Regions from separate parts of the Mus musculus genome. Here region 2 is linked to region 1. A link is a loop called in an ENCODE intact Hi-C map of the cell type or tissue named here. Cell type or tissue: left cerebral cortex. All regions are shown on one strand. Each heading gives the region's core, and the rest is flanking DNA. Links, peaks and the distances in the headings are about the cores only.

What was found. A loop is a pair of places that touch in the nucleus more often than their neighbours do. Peaks named below come from ENCODE experiments on the same cell type or tissue, not always from the same donor. Only the 100,000 strongest peaks of a DNase experiment are listed, where the experiment ranks them.
Region 2: a loop joins it to region 1, with 2.3 times the contacts of the local background. A loop is called at or near these places in 6 of 42 quality-filtered maps.

What each region holds. Positions count from the first base shown.
Region 1 is chr8:126,917,170-126,928,166 of GRCm38, reverse strand. No RefSeq gene overlaps it. Among named protein-coding and RNA genes, the nearest start is that of Gm31718, 14 kb to the right of the region's middle. In left cerebral cortex, for the core only: a CTCF peak has its summit at 7,106 (motif pointing right); a DNase peak (open chromatin) is centred at 7,107; H3K27ac peaks cover 380 bases.
Region 2 is chr8:126,751,240-126,762,236 of GRCm38, reverse strand. It overlaps Gm45805 (a long non-coding RNA gene), which reads left to right and starts at 3,884. Exons shown (of 3, transcript XR_003947622.1): 1 at 3,884-4,136; 2 at 4,984-5,073; 3 at 5,392-6,664. In left cerebral cortex, for the core only: a CTCF peak has its summit at 4,224; a DNase peak (open chromatin) is centred at 3,963; H3K27ac peaks cover 1,124 bases.

The DNA.
Region 1 (10,997 bases), core at 5,641-8,140:
CTCTGCTTGGAAGTTTATTAGAGGACAGTGGAGCCCTAGATGGCTGCCCTCAGCCCAATTCTGCCCCTTGCCTTCTCCCTCATCTTTCCATGTCCTTCCCTGGGACATTAAAAGTTTCCCAACATGCTCTGAATTGCTACAAACACTGTGATTGTGTGTAGAGCTCTGGAGTGCTAAGAGTCCCAGGATCCTGGCAATTGTGGGTCATGGCCTTTGTGGGTAGTTGGTAGCTGACCGGGGCCAACTGGTTGGCAAGACCAGAAGGTGCTGGCTGTGTATGGCTGTAAGTGTGCATATGTATACATGTGTGCACAGTTTTACACTATAACCCAGGCTGGTTGAACTCACTGTAATCTAGCCCAGCTTCAAAACACAAGGCAAGTCTCACGTGAGTGCGAGGACTGCAGGTGTGTGTGCACCACTACACCTGGCCTCCTTACATTCTTCCACCAGGCCCTCCCTTCTTTTCTCCCAGAATCATCTCACACTATTTATTTAGAAACATCTCGTGGTCACGCTGTAATGTCGTCACCTTCTATTTGGCTCTAGTCTGTGACAGGCAGGAGTCATCTCTCAGGTGATGTCAGAGAAGACAAAGCTTGGTGTATTTGATTAGCAGCCACAAGGTGCTTTCTCCCTGTTCATATGCTGAAATGCTAGGTCCATTTCCCTGAGATCTCATGTCCAACTTGTTTGTTGGGTTAAGTTTTCCAAGCACATGTTGAGTCCATAGAGATCTGCTGGTGGGAAGTTCTGAGAGCAGCTGGGGGCACAATACAGACAGTCTAGGACTTGAACCTCTCCAAATTGCCCTGCTGCCTTCTGCAAACTTCCTTTAAACAATATTTAGTGTGTTATGTGTGCTTATGGGCACCATGTGCACTTAGAGGCCAGAAGAGGGCGGCAGATTCCCCTGCAACTGGAGTTACAAGTCATTTTGAGTTTCCTGTTGTGGGTGCTCAGGACCCTCTGTGGAAACAGTAGGTACACCTAGCTATTGGGCCACCTCTAATCCCCCCTCCCCCATATTTGGGATTTGGGGTATCTTATGTAGTTTAGGTTGCCCTCAAGCTTCCTATATAGCTTAGGACAACTTTGAACATTTGAGTCTACTGCCTCTTCTATCCCAATGCTGGGAACACAAGTGTATGTTGCTACAAACAGCTTTCTTTCCTCTTTTCCTCCCTCCATCCTCCCCTTCTTTCTGGATCTTACTTATTTGCTCAGCCTGGCCTCAAAACTCTTACCCTTCTAACTCAGCCTCACAAGTGCTGGGATTAAAGCACAGATACCATGCTTGGCTGCATCTTAAATCTTAGTTTGGGACATTATGCTCCCCTCAGCTCTAGAAGGCACTAGATTTGACAAGATAGTGCTGTCTTTTGCTTGTACTGGGTGTTCCCTCCATCTGTGCAATAGAAGGAAAAGAACAGTTGAGGTATAGTTACCAATTTTTTTGTTTGTTTGTTTGTTTTTTGAGACAGGGTTTCTCTGTGTAGCCCTGGCTGTCCTGGAACTCATTCTATAGACCAGGCTGTCCTCGAACTCAGAAATCCGCCTGCCTCTGCCTCCCAAGCACTGGGATTAAAGGCGTGCACCATCACCGCCCGGCTAGTTACCAAATTTTATTTAGCCTCACAAAGACATGAAATGAAACATGGAATCACCATCACTCTCACTACCTAACCAAATTATACCACATGTACACACACACACACACACGTATATATATATGAATACATGCACATACACATGCATGCACATATGCACACATAAATATATACACACATGCACACATATACACATGCGAACACATGCATTCAAGCACACATGCATACATACACACATGTATGCACACAAGTATACATGTTTGCACACATGCATACATATATGCACACACACATATATGAATACATATATACACACACACACACCACCCCATGGTACAGGGAATTGAATCCAGAGCCCCATGTATCCTAGGAAAGCACTCTAGCACTGAACAACATTCCTAAGATTAAAGGCATTTGCCACCATGCCTGGCTACTTTTATTTACTTACTTGAGATAGGATCTTGCTATGTAGACTAGGCTAGCCTTGAGCTTATGCTGAAGCCCACAAAAGCCTCACTCTCAAGCGTCCCAATTCTGCTTCCTGTTGAGCTAAGGTTGAAGGCATGTACCATAAAGTCTGGCACGAAATGTTAATGGCAAGAAAATGGTGGGAAGAGAAACTAGCAAAAGATAATTCTGGTAAGGATAGATCTACCAAAGCTTCACCGTGGATGCTTGGAGTTGCCAGCCCAGTACCATGAGTGATGTGACTGGATGGCCCAGGCTGTAGCACCTCAGGCCTGTGTGTAGCAGTCATCTAGGGCTCTTGGTCTTGGCAGATTCTTTTATTTCCAGAAAGAACATTTCAGCAGACTGGGTGAGCCAAGTGCTGCTGCTGGCTATTACAGAAGCCCCTTTCCACACCATGCCAGAGACAGTCCTGAGGCTGGGGAGAGGGATTGGTTGGAAAAGTGCTCACCGGCCAGCCAGCCTAGCCTATTTCAGAGGTCCCAGGCCACTGAGAAGTCTCAAGGGGAAGACAGCACCCAAGGAATGACACCTGAGGTGGCTCTCCAGCTTCCTTGTGCATCTGCATATATGTGCACGTACAGACATACATTTACATACCACACACGTGCACAGAAGTTAGGTATAATAAGGTGGACATGGTAGCACATGACTTTAATTCCAGCAGAGGCAGGAGATCTCTGTGAGTTCAAGGACAATTTGATCTACTGTTCCAGGTCAGCCAGGGCTACATAGTGAGACCTTGTCTCGAAACAATAAAAATAAAGTAAAAAGCTAAACAAGATAGTTATTTTGAGTCTAATTTTTAAAAAAACCACACTTTTCAAATAAATTCTCTGCTGTTGCATAGATATGCCTTTTGCTAATGGAGACCACTACTGTTGTGTCAGAAACTACCTGAGACAATGCCTGGTGATCCTCTGTGACCCCTGACCTAGTAGGAGCAGTGGCTTCTGGCCAGTTCCCTTTCTCCGGCTCCCCAAAAGCACCAGCAAGACCAGGCAGGACTATCCATTTCTTTGTTAAGTCTTGAGCATCTGAGGAGAGAGATTGAAGCCAGGCTTAATCACTCATGTCTAGTCTTGGGCCAGCCCTGGGTATATAGCAAAATACACACACATACACATACATACACACACATACACACACATACACACACATACACACACATACACATACACACACATACACTCACATACACACACACACACACATACACACACATACGCATACATATATGCACACAAACACTACATGCATGAGTAAACACAGAGATGAGGGAAAATGAGATAAATGGACAGACTAATGAGCCATTTACAGTTAAAAACTTATGTTACCGGTTTGTACATGATGGGGAGGGGCAAATGCCATAGCACAAGTGTGGAGGTCAAAGGGCAGCTTTCTGGAGTCAGTTCTCTCCTACTCTGGGTTCCGGACATAAAACTTAGGCCATCAGTTTTAGCAGCCGCTGCCTTTACCCACTCACTGAGCCATCTCACGGCCCCTCATTTACAGACCTCTAAGTCCCTGGGTGGAAAGTTTAGGACAGACACGTGTTTAATGTTTTATTAGCATATATTAATTGTTCATAATGGCAGGTTATATTATGACGTTTTACTACACATACATAGTACATCAAATTCATGCCCCATCACCCTGTCTTGTCCCCCTATGACTCCTGGCCCCATCCCTCTCCTCAGCTAGCCCCTTCTACTACCATGGTCTCTGTGTGTCCCAGTATGTCATCAGGGGGCAATTTACAGGAGTGTGAAAACCTCACTAGTGGCTATAGCACCACCCCGGCAACTGTTAGCATCCTAGAATCCCCACTTCTGTGATAGGGTTTTGTCCAGCCTCGTTCACCTTGTGCAAACAAATGAATTCAATGAAAACCATTGCTGTAGTCAGCAGGGGTAGTACGGGTAGAAACAAACTATAAAATGCTTTTCAGATTAAATCTGACATCCCAGAGAACAATGAATGGTTTGTAAAGAATGTTTGAAAAGGTAGAGCTAACAGTGTCAATATTTGCTGAGTCTTTTCATGCTGCTGTATGTTGAGCATTGTAATTCATAAGCTTGCAGTCTTTTTAGAAAGTACCCTATGTTTTTGGAAATAGGCTGTGGCCTCAGGAAATGAGGTGTGCTGCACTGGGCCAGATAGATGTTATGCCTTAGAACTGGGAAAATCTTTAGGGCAATCTATCCAATGTATTGTTTGTTAGTTTGAGACAAGGTCCCATTTTGTATCTCTCTGACTGGTCTGGAACTCACTGTGTAGACCAGGCTGACCTTGAACACAGGGAGATCTGTCAGCCTCTCCCTGTCAAGCTTAGATTAAAGGCATACATACATACCACTACACCTGGCTTGCCTAGTGTTTTGAAGTTTTTAACAGAGGTACTCATTCTTGGAAGCTGGGTGTGGTGGTTCAGGCCAGTATCTCAGCTGCTTCAGAGGCCGAGGCAGAAGGATTCGCAAGTTCAAAGACCAACCTGGGAAACCTGGTGAGGCCTCATCTCAAGGGCTGAGACTGGCTGTGGAGATAGCTCAGTTGCTAAAATGTTTGTCTTTCAAGCATGAGGACCTGAGTTCAACCCTTCACCCTCCCCAAAGCTGGAAAGGTAAAGTCTCAGAGGCTGGCCGGCCACACTATGTAGTACCCTGTAGCTCCAGGGCAGCGGGAGACTTTGTCAAATGAACAAAGTGTTTGCAGGACAAACTGAGGTGGTCTACCGGCCTGCACATGCAAGCACACAAACACACATATACACCTGTGCACATGAATGCACATACAAACACACATGTACAACATACATGCACAACACACACATAAGCACGACATACACACATGCACACCACATACACACGCCAATGCATACCACACACACATGCACACCACAGACACACACAGCACACGTGCATGCACATGCACACGCACACACACACTCGCAAGTTCGTGCTAGAGATGTAACTCAGTAGTAGAGCACTTGCTAAACATGCACAAGACCCTGACTGATCTCCACTGTGAAAAAAAAAATCAAACTATAACAAGAGAAGAGGCTCTTGTGAACAAGTCACAGGGAAGAGGTGCCAGGGGTGAGTGCTGGGAGACTGAATGGGTGTGAACAGCAGCAGCTGGCTGCCTCTCTGCTTCCTCAGTCCTTGGCTAACATGTACAGCTTTAGACCCTAGCAGAGACTGACTGTCTCCAAATTTGACACAGTTCTGTTTTGTAGGAGGGAGATTTGAATGGCCTTCTTTCTATAGGACATTCATCCACTTTCTGTCCAGCCAACAGTGACCCAGGTCTTGAGTTACATGACTTGATGACAGTGACTCTGCAGGCCTGGCAGGAGTGTGTCTAAAGCATGGGACCGTAGGAACCCACTCCAAACGTGGTTATGCTACCCAATGTTCAAAAAAGGCAAATGTGAGGTGAACAGAGGTGTGTGGGAAAGGAAGTATCCTGGTGCCATTTCTGTTGCAGTGAGGAGAAAGGGTTTATTTAGTTTTCAGACCCCAAGTAACAGCCCATCATTGGTAAGAAATCAACGCCAGAACTTCACACAGCCAGTCATATATCACCCACAGTCAAGAATGGAGAGAAATAAATGTATATATTCTTGCTTTCTTGTTTGTTCCTGCTAGGTTTCTCTATTAGTATACAGTTTAGGAACCTCTGCCTAGGAATGGTGTCGCCCACAGTGGGCTGGGTCTTCCTGCATAGATTAAGACAATGTCCCACAAACAGGACAACCCGACGCACACAGTCCCCCACTGAGACTCCTTCCAGATGATTCTAGGTTGTTCCAAGTTGACAATCAAAGCTGGCCACCATAGGGAATGAGGCTTGAAGTCCTGCCCTACCGGGTCGCATATTTAGGCCTCAGAGCTGACTTTGGATCTCCTGGATCTTGCCCTGCTTCCTGTTTCCTCAGGCGAGGCCACCTCCTCAGAGATACAAGAGCGTCAGGACTTGAACCGTTAGGCATCCCCTCCCTCCTCATTCCTCTCTCAGTTACCTAAACATAGGACTGCTGAGTTCTAAGTCTTCTGTGGTGTGTGTGTATTGTGTGCAGGTGTGCTTGTGTACATGCATGTGTGTCCTTGTATATATGAAGGCCAGAGATCCATGTTGAGTGTCTTCTGTTCCTCTTCACCTTATTTTTCTAGAATATCACCAAGCCTGGAGCTCACTGTTCAGCTACACTGGCATCCCAGGAGCCCCTCTTGTCCTCTGCCTCCTTAGCACCAGGATGTTCACATAACACCATGCCATGCTCTCCCACCCCCACTTTCTCAAAATGGGTTCTGGGGACCTGAACTCGTGCTTGCGCAGCAAGGAATTCACCCACTGAGATATCATCTCATCCCATTCCTTTCAGTTTGAGACAGAGTTACCTGGTTCAGGCTGGCCTTGAACTTGTGACCAACATCTTCCTACCTATGGGACCAGAGAGATGGCTCAGCACTTGAAAGGGCTGGCTGCCTTTCCAGAGGACCTGAAACCATTTCCAGCACCTATACAACAGCTCACACTTGTCTGTTACTCCAGTTTCAGGGGATCTGATGCCTTCTCCCTATCATCATGAGCAGTAGGAGTACACGGTCATGGTGCACAGATATACATACTCAAAAAATACCCATGACATAAAAGTAAAGGAAGAGATTCCTCTTTGTACTCGGATCATAGGTGTGTTGTCTCATGCCCAGCTGAGACGGTGGCTTTTGTACTGATTCTTACAGAGATGTCTCCTTGTGTGCTGATGTTCCCAGCAAGCACTTGTGAGTTTGCTTGCCTGAATGCATGGAATTGATTAGACACTGTGCACATGCCCGGATGTATACATCTCTGATTATATTGCCAGGGATTGGCATTTACCGAACAGTTCAGAGCTCTAGGCTGGGGGTGCTTCTGAGTCCCTAGGTAAAGTCCCAACCCTTTTTTCTCTCCAGGTAGCTCAGGCTGGCACAGACATCCTGCACTGGCTCACTGGGCCACTTGATGGCAGTGTGAGAATTGAGAAAAGAGGCTCTTGTCTTGCAAATCTTAGCAGCTCTCTCCCAGTGGCCACTTCTACCTCTGCAGCCACCCAAGCCAAACAGAAAGCTCTCTGCTCAGTCTACCGCTGTGCCCTGCCCCTTGGCCAGATCCAGGCCTCCACTCACAAGCTCTCCGCTCTCCCCTTTCCTGCCCCAAGCTGACAGCAGTCCCTCCTGGTTTTACTTCAGATTTTTGTGTTTTAATTTTAATGTAATTTTTTTTTTTTTTTGAGACCCGATCTAACTCTGTAGACCAGGCTGACTTTGAACTCGCAGAGATCCGCCTGTCTCTGCCGCCCAAGTGCTGGGGCGATACACATGTGCCACCGCCTTCGGCTCTTTGTTTTTAAAGTGTTGTCATCTGTGTGTTTCAGAGTCCCTGGGAAGAGGAGCAGAAAATATTATAAGAGCTGGTGGCTTTAGAACAAAAGCAGAAGTGCCTGAAATCCTTCTGGCCAGGGAGGTTGTTTTCTGGAAGAAGGAAATGGCAGAGAGGGCAGAGGAAAGGCAGAGGTTGGGGGGCCAGATCATATGGGGGTCACTACAGGAGGGTGGGGGGGCAGGGTGTGGGGACCTGCTGCTCCATTGTTGGGGAATCTGACACTGGGTTGCATCTTAAAGGCTGTCAGTTCTTGCCTCCCAGCTCTGGTGACAAAACCCTGCTGGAAGGGTTAAGGGCATCAGCACAAGGGCTGGCCTCTGGTTTGTAAACTGGCCTACCAGCCTCCCTCCCTCCCTCCCTCCCTCCCTCCCTCCCTCCCTCCCTCCCTCCCTCCCTCCCTCCCTCCCTCCCTCCCTCCCTCCCTCCTTCCCTCCTTCCCTTCCTACCTGCCTGCTTGCCTGCCTTTTGTTTCTTTTCTGAGACAGGGTTGGTTTCATGTAGCCCAGGCTATCACTAAACTCCTGATCTCTCTTCTTCCACCTTCTGAATGCAGGGATGATAGGTACCTACCATCACACTTGACTAGTTTCTTCCTCCCATAGGCAGATGGGATGGCCAGGCATGCTAGGAGGCTGAGGCAAATGAATTGTAAAGGGTTAGCTTAGGCTACACAGTGAGTTCAAGGGCCAGCCTGGTTTTAAGAGTGAGGCCCGGTCTCAGCCATCACCTCCACCCTCACAAGAGAGATGCGTGTGAGAAGGCCGAGGGAATCCACAAGTTGCCCACATCTTTCTCCCAAGACTTAGGCTGACAGCACTGCCCTCCCACCTAAGGAGATCGCAAGGAGATAGGCTGTGGCTCCTAAGGAATTTGCTGTGGGAAAAAATATTTCTCCAAACGATGACCAGGAAATATTGTCCTGACCAAGGTTGCTGCATGTGCTATCTTGGAAGCATGAGCTGAGGACTGAGTGCTATGTGATCTTCAACAGGGCCCAGTTCTCAGGCTCAGAACAGCCACCCCACACAGGCCACTAAGACCTCACTATCTCCCTTGGTTTACATTGCCATGCTCTCCTGTAGGACAGCCTTGACCTTGAGCAGGACCTAGGCTGGCTGGCTCAGCCTGTATGGAGGTGGGAGGCCACTCTCTGCTGACTCAGACCTGGCCTAGGGCAAGTTCATGCCTCCAGCCTGTGAGTAACACACTGGTGTTTCAGCTTCAAAGGCCTTCCCAGGATTAACCAATTAGTCACCCAGGAGAGCCACAGTGCGGGTTACTGTTGTCTTCACTAGGCTGGAACTGAGGGAGGGAGGGAGTAGGATCTCACTGCAGAGCAGCAGCAGCAATGAGGTGTAGGGTGTCCCACAGCGTGGGAGGGACAGGATGAGGCAAGATGGAGTTGGAGCTGATCACTGAATGAGAGTGAGAGACCTGGGGGAAGTCTCCGGGTCGGGGAGTGGGGGTTCTGGAGAGTCATGGTTCCATGCAAGGAACATCCTTCTTGGGACTGGGGAGATGGCTCAGCAGGTAAAGTGTTTGCTATGTTAGCTTAAGGACCTGAGTTCAGATCTTCCACAGATTACAGATCTTCCACACCCATATAAAAAGCTGGGCTTGTTGGGTCACATGCCTGTGACCCCAGAGCTGGGGCTGAGACATGGAAGACAAGAAGAGCTTTAGAGCTCTCTGCCCAGCTAGTTTAGCCAAAGCAGTGATGTCTAGGTTCAGTGAGAAAGTGTTGCACAGTAGAGAAAGGCTCTAAAGTCAGTGTCTGGCTTCCATCCACACACGCACACAGATGAACACACTTAAACACACACACATGCACAGATGAACTCATTTGTACACACACATACACACACTCATACAGATGAACTCACACACAGATGAGCTCACACACTCTCACACACAGATGAACTAACTCACACACACACACATACACAGATGAACACACTTACACATGCACAGTTAAGTTATACCCATAAGCATACACTGACACAGATGAACTCACACACACATGCATGCACTCTCACACACACATACACACAGATGAACTTACACATATACACACCTACACACATGCACACACACACATACAAGCATACACACACAGGTACTCACACATGCACACACACACACATGCACACAGACATGCATGCCCGGACACACATGCATGCATGCACACACATGTGCACACACAGATGAACTCACTTCCACACACACTCACATGCAGAGGAGGGAGGAAGAGGGGGTGTTGGTAGGGGAACTGGCCCATGAGGGCCACCATGTGTTCTCACCATTGCAGCCCAAACTTATCCTGCCCTTCTGAGCCTTCCTGGCAACTGTAGCAGGAATCTTGGAACAGTTTTTGGTGTGTGTGTGTGTGTGTGTGTGTGTGTGTGTGTGTGTGTGTGTCTGAGAGGGGGGGGGAGGGGAGGGGGAGAGAGGGAGAGAGAGAGATTCTTTTGGTGCAGGGAGAAACTTTTGAACCTTTGAGAGAGTATTTCACATATCCTAGGCTGACTTTGAACTTGCTCTGTCTGTAGATGGCCATAGTCTTGAATTCTTGATCCTTCTGCCTTCACCTCCTGAGTGCTGGGATTACAGGCGTGTGCCATCACATTCAGTTGAGTGTGAGGATTTGGGGACTGAGGGATCATAAAGACCTGCCACTCAAGTATCTTGCACATAACTATTGTAATATGGCCACACATGTGTCCCCCTCAGGTACGTAGTGAAGAAGGTGGGGTTCTTAGAGGAAAGTTAGTGTCTTGGAAGCTGATCGGACAAGCCCTTCTGTGAAGTCTCTCCACAGCTGCTTTTTATAACCTTGGCATCAGCATGAGCTTGGCAATGCCAGCACAGTGTAGCTGGAAAATATTTTCTGCCATTTGAAAACACACACACACACACACACACACACACACACACACACACACACTTGGAAAGGGGAAGAAGGGGGGAAAAGAACCCAGCCAACAACAAACAGAAGTTGTGAATGGTACAGAATGTCTTTGTGGAGTGCTTCCCACCCCCATTACTGCTCCAGTTCATTTTCTCTGCTGCCGATTTTAGAAGGTCAGAAGTCATTGTTGTTGTTAGGCTTTGCCAGTAGAAATGTAACTCTAAGAGAAGAGTCATGTCATAGGCTGTGGCCAGAAAGCCTTTGGAAAGCTGCTCTGGTGGGAGGTACACCTTTATCTGTGAACAGAACCCAGGTATTTTCTGGTAGGTGCTCTAGGGTGGGCCTGCCTCTCAGGAACTCAGGCTAAGGGAATCTCCAAAGCGCCCCCTAACAGGAAAAAGGGTTGATGCACCAAGCTGTCAGCTGTTCCATGTGACTCAGAAACAGAGTCCCTGTTGTTGACGGCAACCCGTAGAGAGGTCTAGATAAGGCTAAACTTGCCCGCTCACAAACTCCCTAACTTGGAAGAAGTGAAAGCTAGGAAGGACAGTAGCCAGGTCAGTGGTCTGAGCTTTGAGACTCTA
Region 2 (10,997 bases), core at 3,010-5,509, 160 kb after region 1:
GGCTTTAGGCACAGGCCACTCAGATCAATATGGCTCCTGTCAGTAGCACAACCCAACAGACAGCATGGCCTCAGATAGGGGCCCAGACCAAGGATATCCTGGCCTTCAGTGGCACCTCAGGCCAGGGATATCAGTAAAGGATATCCACATGAACCTAGGATTTTAACACAGCCTGGGGTAGCAGACTAAGGATACCAAAGTGGCCTCCAGGGCAACATGAGCCATAGACGTCTTTTGAGGAGGTCTAATTCAAAAAAATGGTCCAGTCTTCATCTTGACATCCCGTCATTGCTCAGAACCCGGGCAATCATGGCTGGGCAGATTTTTCGAGGGCTAAATGTGCAAGATCCAGGCTGCTACAACCCACCCAGTCAACCCTACTCAGCAACACCATGTTCCCAGATCCCAGGCAGGCATCTCTCCCCCTCCCCCCATCACTCCCCTCCCCCACCCCACCCCCAGTGTCTCTCCTTCCATTACTGTCTGTCATTCACTGGCCTGCTCCTCTCTCTTTCCTGTCTCTTCATTGAACAGCCTTTTGTCATAGTGGCATTGGAAACTGATGTGTGTCGCACAGCATTTTTTTTTTTTTTCCAGACAGCTTCACATGCAAACATTCACTGCAGTGAGTCCTTGGTCTGGCTCAAGGTCTCTGAAGCACCATAAATACTGGACCATTGCCGCCAAGACTTGTCTAGGATATACTGCTATTGTCAGTCATGCTGATCTTGCAGCTCAGGGTTTGCAGGACCAGCCTCTTCGTGAGCTCCAGCAGCTTGTAGATGGGGTGAACTGAATCAAAGCACGGGTTCTGGGCCCAGATGGGAGCTGACTGGGTTAGCCAGCTTCTGCCACCACCATAGGGTTTTTCCTACCAGCATCTCCAATTAGTTTCCTTATAAAATTCTTATTTAGTTCCATTTAAATTCACTGGGACATCTCCACTTTCTGTTTGTAAAGCCCCAGCAGGTTGGATCTTGACACTAAGTGTAACTTGGAGACTCTCACAGTGCCTGTCTGTCTGACTGACTGACTGACTGTCTGTCTCTCCCACTTTGCCTTAACTCATCATCTGTTTTCATTACTTCTCACACAATCACAGAAATGGAAGGGAGAGGTCTCTGTTTCAGCTTTGACACTACAGGGCTATTCTGCGGCTCAGAACGGTTTGTCCTATAAATGGTACTCACACCCTAACCAACTAACTTACTGCTGTGTCTACACTCTTTTTTTGCCTGCTGGATTAAGACAATGATTGGGTCGATGAACTACCCTTTCAATATACGTTTGGGTAATAGAAAAGATGTTAGTGGATGGGATCCTTTATCATTTAAGGTTAGGTTAGTCTTTAGAAAAAAATAATAAATCAGATAGCTTCAGACTAATACTGTTTGTTTTTAAGACATCTTCTCAGTGTTGGCAGATTCTTTTGATTATAGTGCATTTGGAACTTGCCATTGGCTGGCCACGGAGTCATGGAGATCCTCCTGCCTCTTTCTTCCACTTCCAGGATAGCAGACACGTGTTCCCTGCACCTGACTGCAGGAGATCAGGACTCAAGTTCTCAAGCTTGCCCCCTGAGCATTTACATTCTGAGCTGTCTCTCCAGACCCCACCACTGAGCGGCTTTCCCTTGCAATACCTGATACCAGATTCTGGTCCTGTCAGAAGTTCCACAGGGGTGATTTTCTAGCTGCCTGCTGGATGCTAACATTTAGATACCACGGTGACACCAAAACTACTGTGTGTGCATGTTTGTGTGTGTGTGTACGTGCACGCGCGCGTGCGTGACATGCCTGAGAAAGATGTTTTTCTTCCTGGTGACTCTGCCTATTTCCCTGCCTTCTCTTTAATGCTCAGGTCTTTTGAGCACTTTGCATGACATCTGGTTTAACAGATGTGAGCTCTGGGTGACTGTCACTTCTTCCAGAGATTGTCCCTAATGGTGTTTGGTCTTTTCTCCCTTTGCTGTGCACAAATGATCTGAGCAATCTCAGCTAGAAAAGCCCATCAGGTATATTTACATAAACTTGCCTTTAATTTTTCTGCACCGTTGCTTTGTTTACCGCACAGAGGCTGCGTTCTCACTTGCTCCTGAATCTTACCAGCTTCTCAGGCCCTAGATGTAGGACCGTCTACATCATTTGGAAGACCCAGTGAAAGGACAGCCGTGAAACGTCTTGCTCAAAAATTAAAGCCTCAGTTTGCTGACCTCAGAGTCTTGGATTAGGAGTAGCCCTGAATAACTAGCTAGATCACAGCCCATGGGCCCAGCTCTTCCTGTCTCTGTAACTGAGTAGCCTCAGGCAAGCTCTGTGGCTTAGCCTCTATTTGTTTCTTCACTATTTTTAGTTTGGGAAGGGAATGAGGTCACTCTGCAAGCCTGGATGTTCCACTGACTTCTGACTTCTATTGTTGCGATTGAAAAGTCTGTCGTGGAGTGAACTGCCGACCCTTCCCTTCTCCTTCTTCTCTGCTTGCCTGTTTTTATTTTTGTCTTTGGCAGCTTTTTCTTACAGCGTGTCCAGGTTTTCATGTTTTTCTTTGACGTTTCTCTTTCTTCCGTCCCCCCCTCCCCCACTCCCTGTTTTAGAAAAACTCTCCGGCAGTGTCTTTGGAAATAGTGACCCCTCCCCATCCTTTCACGTGCTCCTGTGTTAAGCATACTAAGGTCCCTTCGATCTCAGTGATCTCATTATGCTTCATTCCGGGTCATCATCCAAGATGTCCTGTACCCCCTTATGTGGAGTGAAGGCCCTTCACCTGCATGTATGAAGCTTTTGTTGGTTCATGTTTCACTTCTAGGAGCTATACATAGTCCCTTTAAAAACATTTCAGGTCTTTTGAAATGAGTTTAATTCCTTTCTCATAACTTGTGCATGTGTGTGTGTGTGTGTGTGTGTGTGTGTGGTGTAGGTATAAGATTATGGGGGGTGGGGAGCAGGGCTGTACACACGTGTATGGACTTATAGAGGACAGGGGTCCATGTCAGGTATACTCCTTGATTGCTTTCCACCTGACTTTTTGAGATAGGGCATCTTACTCACTCTGGAGTCCTTAATTTCAGATTAGACAATGAGTTCCAAGGTTGGACCCCTCCCTGATCCCAGCACCGGTGTTACCGTCTACACAAGAGACCCCACCTCACTTTTGTGTGGCTTTGGGATCCAAACTCGAGTTCTCATGCTGTCTGGCCAACCCTTTACTGACTGGGTCCCCTTTGCTCATAATTTTACCCTCCTTACATTCTAATTATTTTTCCCACAATTCCCAACTTCTTTCTGATATCTGGATGCCTTTTATGGATTTTTTTTTTTTGTCTCCGACACTATATTTGGTGACTTGGGGGTGGGGTAGTGTTGAGGGTTGAACCCAGGGCTGTGCACAAGCTGGGAGCTGCTCATCACGTTTTGTAGGCTTGGGCACTATTTCAGAATTGGGTAATATTTCAAAAATGGCTCACCATGCCTTTAGGGCCACATTTATTATTTGGATGCGCTACAACTAGGTGTTTTATAGCCAGAAGTTTCTATTCTCCCCCACCATGACACTTCCACAAACGATCGTTCCTGTCGTCCTGAATGTCTGATCCCACTGGGACTGGGTGTTTTGAGATATCCCTAGCTCCTGAGACGTTTTAGGAAGTCAGCCAGGAGCCCTGTCTGAGCTCATGGCAGGCCTGTAGGGCTGATCAGGAAATGTCACCTCTTTCTGTGTGCAGCTTTTATGTAGATGAAACTTGGGTTTTATTCTGCAAAGAAAACAGCCAATGTACCTTTGCTAAAAATGGCTGGAGCACAGTGGCTAGACAAATTTAGCACAGAATGTGAGATGTTATAAAAGCAAACACTTAGAGGTTTGTGGACACAGAGAGTGTTGCTCAGCAATGACAAGAAAACAGAAGGAGAGGACATTTCACTTCCCTGTCCTGGCCCTCGCTCTGCCTCCAACCACGCCGCAGGCCTCTCTTCTGCACTTGAGTTTCCTGCCCCTTAAATATCGCTTTACCAGGAAAGGAGAACACCTTCACCCAAAGGACCAGCGGAGATGTGAGGACATCTGACTGCAGGCCACACAGCTGAGTTGGCAGGGAAGGCAGCTGGTGGCCACTTCCTGCCTCACCCTGCAGGAAGGAGGTACCCAGGAAAAGGACGTTAGAGCTGTAACCACTATAGATGGTTCCTGTTCCTCTCCAGGGACAGCAGCCTCCTCATGTGGACTACTTCTGTAGGCCAGATGGGGGATATCTAAGCACACAGACAGGATTGAAAGCGGTCCATCTGCAGTGGGTTTTTCTCATCCCTTACTCTTGGGAAAGTGAAGTGAAAGTGTGTGTGTGTGTGTGTGTGTGTGTGTGTGTGTGTGTGAATGTGTATGTGTGTGAGTGTGTGAGAGAGCATGTATGTTTGTGTGTGAGTGTATGTATGTGTATGTGTGTGAGAGAGGGTATGTGTATGTATGTTTGTTGTGAGTGTATGTGTGTGAGTGTATGTGTGTGTGTGAGTGTATGTGTGTGTATGTTTGTGTGTGGGTGCATATGTATTTATGTGTATGTGACTATGTATATGTGTGTGAGTGTGTGTGAGTGTATGTGCATTTGTGTATGAGTGTATATGTGTATGTATGTGTTTCTGTGTGAGTGTATGTGTGTGTGTGAGTGTATGTGTGTGTATGTGTTTGTGTGTGGGTGCATATGTATTTATGTGTATGTGACTATATATATGTGTGTGAGTGTGTGTGAGTGTATGTGCATCTGTGTATGAGTGTATATGTGTATGTATGTGTTTCTGTGTGAGTGTATGTGTGTGTGAATGTGTGTGTGTGTATACACTTACCAATGAGTGTGTGTGTAGAGGTCAGAGGTTCAGACTGAGTATCTGAGCATTTTCTTCTATCACTTTCCACATTATCTTACCGTCATCATCATCGTCATCATCGTCGTCGTCATCGTCGTCATCATCATCGTCATCATCATCATCAAAGACAGCATCTCCCACTGAACTGGGGCTTACCAATTGGCTAGACTGGCTGGCCAATATGCCCTGAGCATCTAGTTCTGCTTCCCCAGAACTGGTGAGGAATAGGGTATTTTTACAGCCCTGATCCTTGCATGCTTTGGACACATTCACCACTTGACTTGGCCCAGGAAAACCTGGTTGACTCTTAGTTTTCAGTTTGGCAATAGTGCAACCTTTTTGGAGTCTGTCTTAGAAGGTTCTACCATGGTTCTGTGATATTAAGCAATTGTGATCATGATAGTAGATGCTGTTCCTTGAGGACCCTCCCCTGCTTCTGTGGTATAGGGCAATAAGATGGAATGAGGGGGTCTCACAGATGGGATTAACTATGGGGACTGTGGAAAGCATGGACTACTTATATTGATACCCACAGGGCCCTGTCTTCCTGAAGTCCTGCGTTTCAAGAAGCCCAAGCTCAAGGAATCTCCTCCAGACATGTGACAGACCTCAGCTGGCAAAAATCCTTCTTCAGGGCTACCCAGCTTCTCACCCACAAAGGTCAACGCATCTGTAGCTTTCAAGTCTCCTGCTGGATGTGACATCTGCCCCGGGTTGGGAGCTAAAATGCCTTGGCTGATTTTTTTCTGGGATAAAGTCAGAAGGAGGGCTCCGACAGTCTTTCTGAGCTTTAAGGTGTAGACTACAGCCTGTGTGGTTTAGCAAACCAGCATTTTACGCTTGGATGTGAGCTCGGGAGCTCTGTGACTTGGGTTCATTCCCGTCTCCTCAGAGTGTAAGCTGCATGAGTACTGTGTGTTCCTTGTTTTATCCCCAGGACCAGGAAGAGAGTCCAGGGCCAAGGGCAAGCATCTGTAAACAGTTGACAGAGGAATTAGCATGCCAATAGCTTTGAACAAATGAATGGAACTAAGTCAGTTTGGGAACTGAACTCAGCCGCTAATGAAGCTACTCATTGCACTTAACCAAGACCCCACTTCCCTGAGACCCCCACTTCCATCTTCTTTTTCCCTGAGCAAATTTAACTTATTGTTTTGTCTCAAAATACCATTACTGAAAACCTTTCCTCTGCAGTCCTTAGTGTGCCTCACGTTGTCTTAAGAATGCATGTAGCACGAGATTGCAACCAGAAGGAGACAATTACTTGATTCCTTACTCCCTGAGTCCCGAGTTCACTGGTTCTCTTCTGCAGGTATTTCTCTACAAACTGACAGAGCTTTGCTGAAGCCCTGCTGCTGGAGGCCTCTGTGTAACACCCTCCTGTGTAGGAATTTGGTCATGGAAAACATATCAACAAAGGCCTCTCTTTAGGCTTACCACATGAGTGCATGGTCTTCATCCTCTAACGGCCCATGCTTGGCACCAACCAGCCAGTTCCTCATTTACCCCAGGGGATCAGGCTCACTTCTGTATTTTGACACTTGCCAGTCATGCTGTCTTTACCAACGCCAGCAAGTGGGAGATGGCATGGTTCTTGCCGAAACTTTGGGGGCCTCCCACGGATGCGGCACCTACCACTAGTACATGTTACTCCTTAGAGAGGGCCTTAGGATACTCAGAAGATCAGCTGATCAGGGATTGATAGAAAGCCCAAAGATGCTTCCTCCCAGAGTAGCCCAAATGTCATCTAATATGCTTGAATTCTCACTCTGAGTATCGCAGGTTTACCCAAATAAATATTTTCATTCTCAGAGTCTGTGCCTGATCAAATTACCCAAAGACTGTGCCTATGGTTGAAAAAAAAAGTTCCCCTGTTCTTCCTCCTTGCTCCTGGCAAGTGCCCTTCTGCTTTCTCCATGAGCTTCGCTCTTCCAGGTCCCTAATGTGTAAGATGATGGCTTTCCACTTCTTCTTGGCCCTTCCTTGATAACAGAGATTTCCAAACACTACAAAGTTTTAGGATGATACAGGGGTCTTGGGTCAGCTAGACAAACAAACATAGACCCCACATCTGCTCATATGGAGCCAACACTCACAGTAGATTCATCATCATATCTCTCTCTCTCTCTCTCTGTATGTATGTATGTGTGTGCATATGGAGAGCAGAGGTTAACACTGGGCTCCTGTGTTTGCCTTTCCAGGTGGGAGGCCACACCCCTGTGCTTATGTGGATGCTGAGGACAGGATTTCTGGTCTTCATGCTTCTACAGCAAGTTCTTCATCTTTTGAGTCATCTCCTCAGCCTCACAGTGAACTTGCACCCACAGAGGATTAAGATGGATCACAGTACATTGGGTTAGCTCATTTCACATATCAGATATGATCTATCCATCTGATAGGGTCATGGGTATGAAACACGGGAAGATGTGTAGGGCATCTATGTGAAATACATCTAATGGCGTTTTTCACAGGCCTGGTCCCTGGCTGGCCGTCTACTGATCCTGTTTACAGACAGTCACCTTCTTGAGTCATCAAGATTCTCCTCACATCCCTCACTGGTGTCAGCACAGCTAGAGCAGGGCCGTGGAGCATGCATCCCTAAGGGTTAGAGCTTACCTCACCTCAGCCTCCATGCCAAGCAGGCAGGATGCTGCCAGTAAGCTAAAAATGCACGGGAGTCGTTTGGGTGAAGTACAGTGGGGTTTGTGTTTATGTTGGGTTAAGGTGAGCCCGGGCCTAACTGTTGCCCAGTTGGGTGGTGAAGGAGGACTGTAGGAGAAACCGGGGCACCCAGGGTTCTCCATGGCCCAGAGACGCCCGATGACACTCCCAGTGACTGCTGCTGTCTATGACAGATTGTCTGGGAGCACACCTCACCTTCAGCTTATAAATAGAATCATGTCTGAGGAGATCTGCACAGTGGGCAGGTGCCATCTGTGCCAAGGTTTTGTTTGTTTGTTTCTTCACTTGGCTTCCATCCAGGGTTGAACACAGAGCTGATCGCTGGATGGGGCCATAAGTAAACAATAGATCCATGGTGTGGTTTGAAGATATGAGTTTCCCATGACACAGCTGTAATGGCCCCGGTGTCCCAGTGGTACATTTCAGCCCTTAAAACAATAAATCCTGGTGCAACATTGTATCTATTGCATTGTTTAAGGAAACTAGTACCAGTTACAAAGAAGCTGCTTAAAACATACCCATGGCCCCGTATATATGCCTTTTCTAAGGGAGGTGGATGGCTGAAGAACCCAAGCTCCTCCTATATTGTTATTCTGTATGCCCTATACCCTTTTAGACCTCTGTCTAGAGGCAGAACTTGATGAAGATGATACTTACCGTATTCTGGAATGATGGGGGAGACATACCCTCATGCCAATCTTGCACTATGGAAAGTACCATGCTGGTGTGGCTGGGCAGTTAGCCTCCTCTGCCATGATAATAGCATGAACTTCCATAGCCTCAGTCTCTGCATCTGTCAGATACAGGACAACGGAGTCTGCTTCTGAAGGTTACTGGAAGCACCAGCACTGATTCATAGAGGTTTTGCTGGGCCACAGTCAGTGCTATAGATGTTACATTCAAGGCTGTGACCAGTGCCAGAGAGAAGGGCTCTCTCACCATCTGGAGGCAGGGAGTACATCCCCACCCCAACTGCTTTCAGTTCTATGCCCATGCCTCGCTTCTGCCTGAACAGGCCTCCTAATGACCATTATGCAATATGCATTCTGTGTTTTGATTATTATGCTAATGCAAGCCTATTTCATTGTGATTACAGTGTGATATGTATTATCTATTCTGATGATTATGTATATGCAAATGAATAGCTCACTCAGACATGTGTCTCATAGGCTCAGTCTTGCTAGGGCACTGGCAGAAGCTTTTAAATGTTGCCCTCATTGTTTGCCATTGTTCAAAATATCTTCTATTAAAAAAGCAATGCAGGTCATTGTAAAAATGGCCAACACACAGACAGCAACAGAATGGGACTCAGAAGCCACTTTCCCGCCCTCTTCTTTACTTGTTGCTTGGATAAGTAACCGTTGTGAACAGTCTGGGCAAATCTTTCCAGAAATATTCTGTGCTTAGACACAAGCTATATAAATGCTTCTACTTTGCACAAAAGCAAATCACACTGAAATGTTATTTTTCTTTTCCACTATTTTGGTGTCTGGTCTAATTTAGTATTTTTAACAGTCAAGCAGAAACCCACGATGGAGATGGCTGTAGTCTTTCTCCTCAGAGAAGAGATGTTTAGGGATTGTTGCCAAGGTATCAAATTTCTCTTTTTTTTTTGAGAGCTAAATGTGTGTGTTCCCTAAACCTGCTTCCATCCTATCACAGATACTTCCAAACCACAGACCCATAGGAAGAGCCCACTAGCTTCCCATTATACCTCTGCTGTGGTTCCCAGAAGTAGATGAGCCTGGTCCCAAAGCATGTGTTATGAAGAGTAAGTCCACAGAGGAATCAAGGGGTCAAACACCCCCATCCTGTGCCTGCAGCCTCAACTCCCCGGAAGAACAGAGCACCAGAGATACTTGGTTTCCCTTCAAAGACACGGTTCAGGGCTCAGTTCATTCCAGTCTAGGTTCTCAGCACAGCACAAACCAATGGCTTGTGCAACATGAAGAAGATTTGGTCAGAGAGCGATATTTTTGGGTGTGTGTGGGGGTGACTCTCCTGTCTCCTTGAAAGAAATAATTTGGTTGTGGTGGTTTGAATAAGAATGGTATGCCATAGGATCATATGTTTAAATGCTTAGTCATCTGGGAGTGGCAATATTTGAAAGGATTTAGTGGGGTGGTCTTGTTGGAGAAAGAGTGTCACTGGGGGGTGTACCAGCTCTCTGAAATGCTAAGCAAGCCTCTAATTAAATGCTTGCCTTTATAAGAATTGTCTTGGTCATGGTGTCTCCTCACAGCAATAGATCAGTGAGCAAGACACAGACAGTTTAAGTAGAAGTTTACTCCAAAGACTCTAGAGGGGGAGGGGGAGGGGGAGGGGGAGGGGGAGGGGAGAGGAACAGAAGGGCCCGTGACTTAGATTATTTTGATACTCATTACAACTGTGAAACCCTCCCCAAGAGCAGGCTCCTATCGATGGACCTCCTAAAGCCAGTGCTTTGTCCCACTTTGAGAATTGCTGCCCTGGAACCTTCTATTTCTCTGTGCGTGTGATTTAAGCAGAAATACTAGCAGTCTCGGGAATGTGTAAGATTTCTGTCAGGAGTAAGTGAACTCTGTCTCTGAGCTGAGCCTTCCTGAACATGGGATGATATTTTTGACCACAATGATCCTTACGGAATGTTTTTCTCTCTGTTTTTTTCTGGAAAGAAAATAAAATGTATCCATTTCCAGTTACCTCTGTGGATAAGGAGTAAAGAACAAGGAAGTGTCCCGGGGCTCTCATTCCTGCAGATGTAGGGATCTTTTTATTGCCTAATGTGCTTTGGGCCAGACTTGCATCGGTCCTATTTTTAGACTTGGTGAATTTGGCCTCTTTTTCAACAGATCATATTAATGAACTACAGATGGGCCATAATTGATTCCTTTCTGTCACAATTATTTCACAGGCAAGCCGAATGCACTCAGTGTCTCCTTGGTGACTAGTTACCTGGTTCCTAAAAATCCCCACTAGATCTGCAAGCAGGTTTCCTTTTTGGCTTGGACAGTAGAGGACAGACTATCTGAGATGGATCCAGAAGTACTTAGATGTGTATTTGGCGTCCTTGGCAGTCACAGTGGATATTTGGGGATCTTGGTGACTCTGTAATATGTCAAAAGGAGATGCTTACACTTAAAGTCTTGGTGAGTGGAGGATGGGCAGTGTTACTGGTTCCCACGGGACACATTTCCATCTCAGGTCAACAGTCTCACAAGGACTTTACCTCCCTTTTGGTGACAGCTTCAAGCAGTGCTGTACATCTTGGATCCAGAATGCACTTTAAAGTTTTAGTTAGTGTGTGTGTGTGTGTGTGTGTGTGTGTAGGGTGCATGTACACATACACACAGGTGTATGCACGTACCACAATGCATGTGTAGTAAGTAGTCAGAGGACAACTTAGGGAAGTTATTTCTTTTCTCCTACCATGTAGGTTCCAAGGATTGAACTCAGCATATCAGGCTTGGTGGCTGTCTT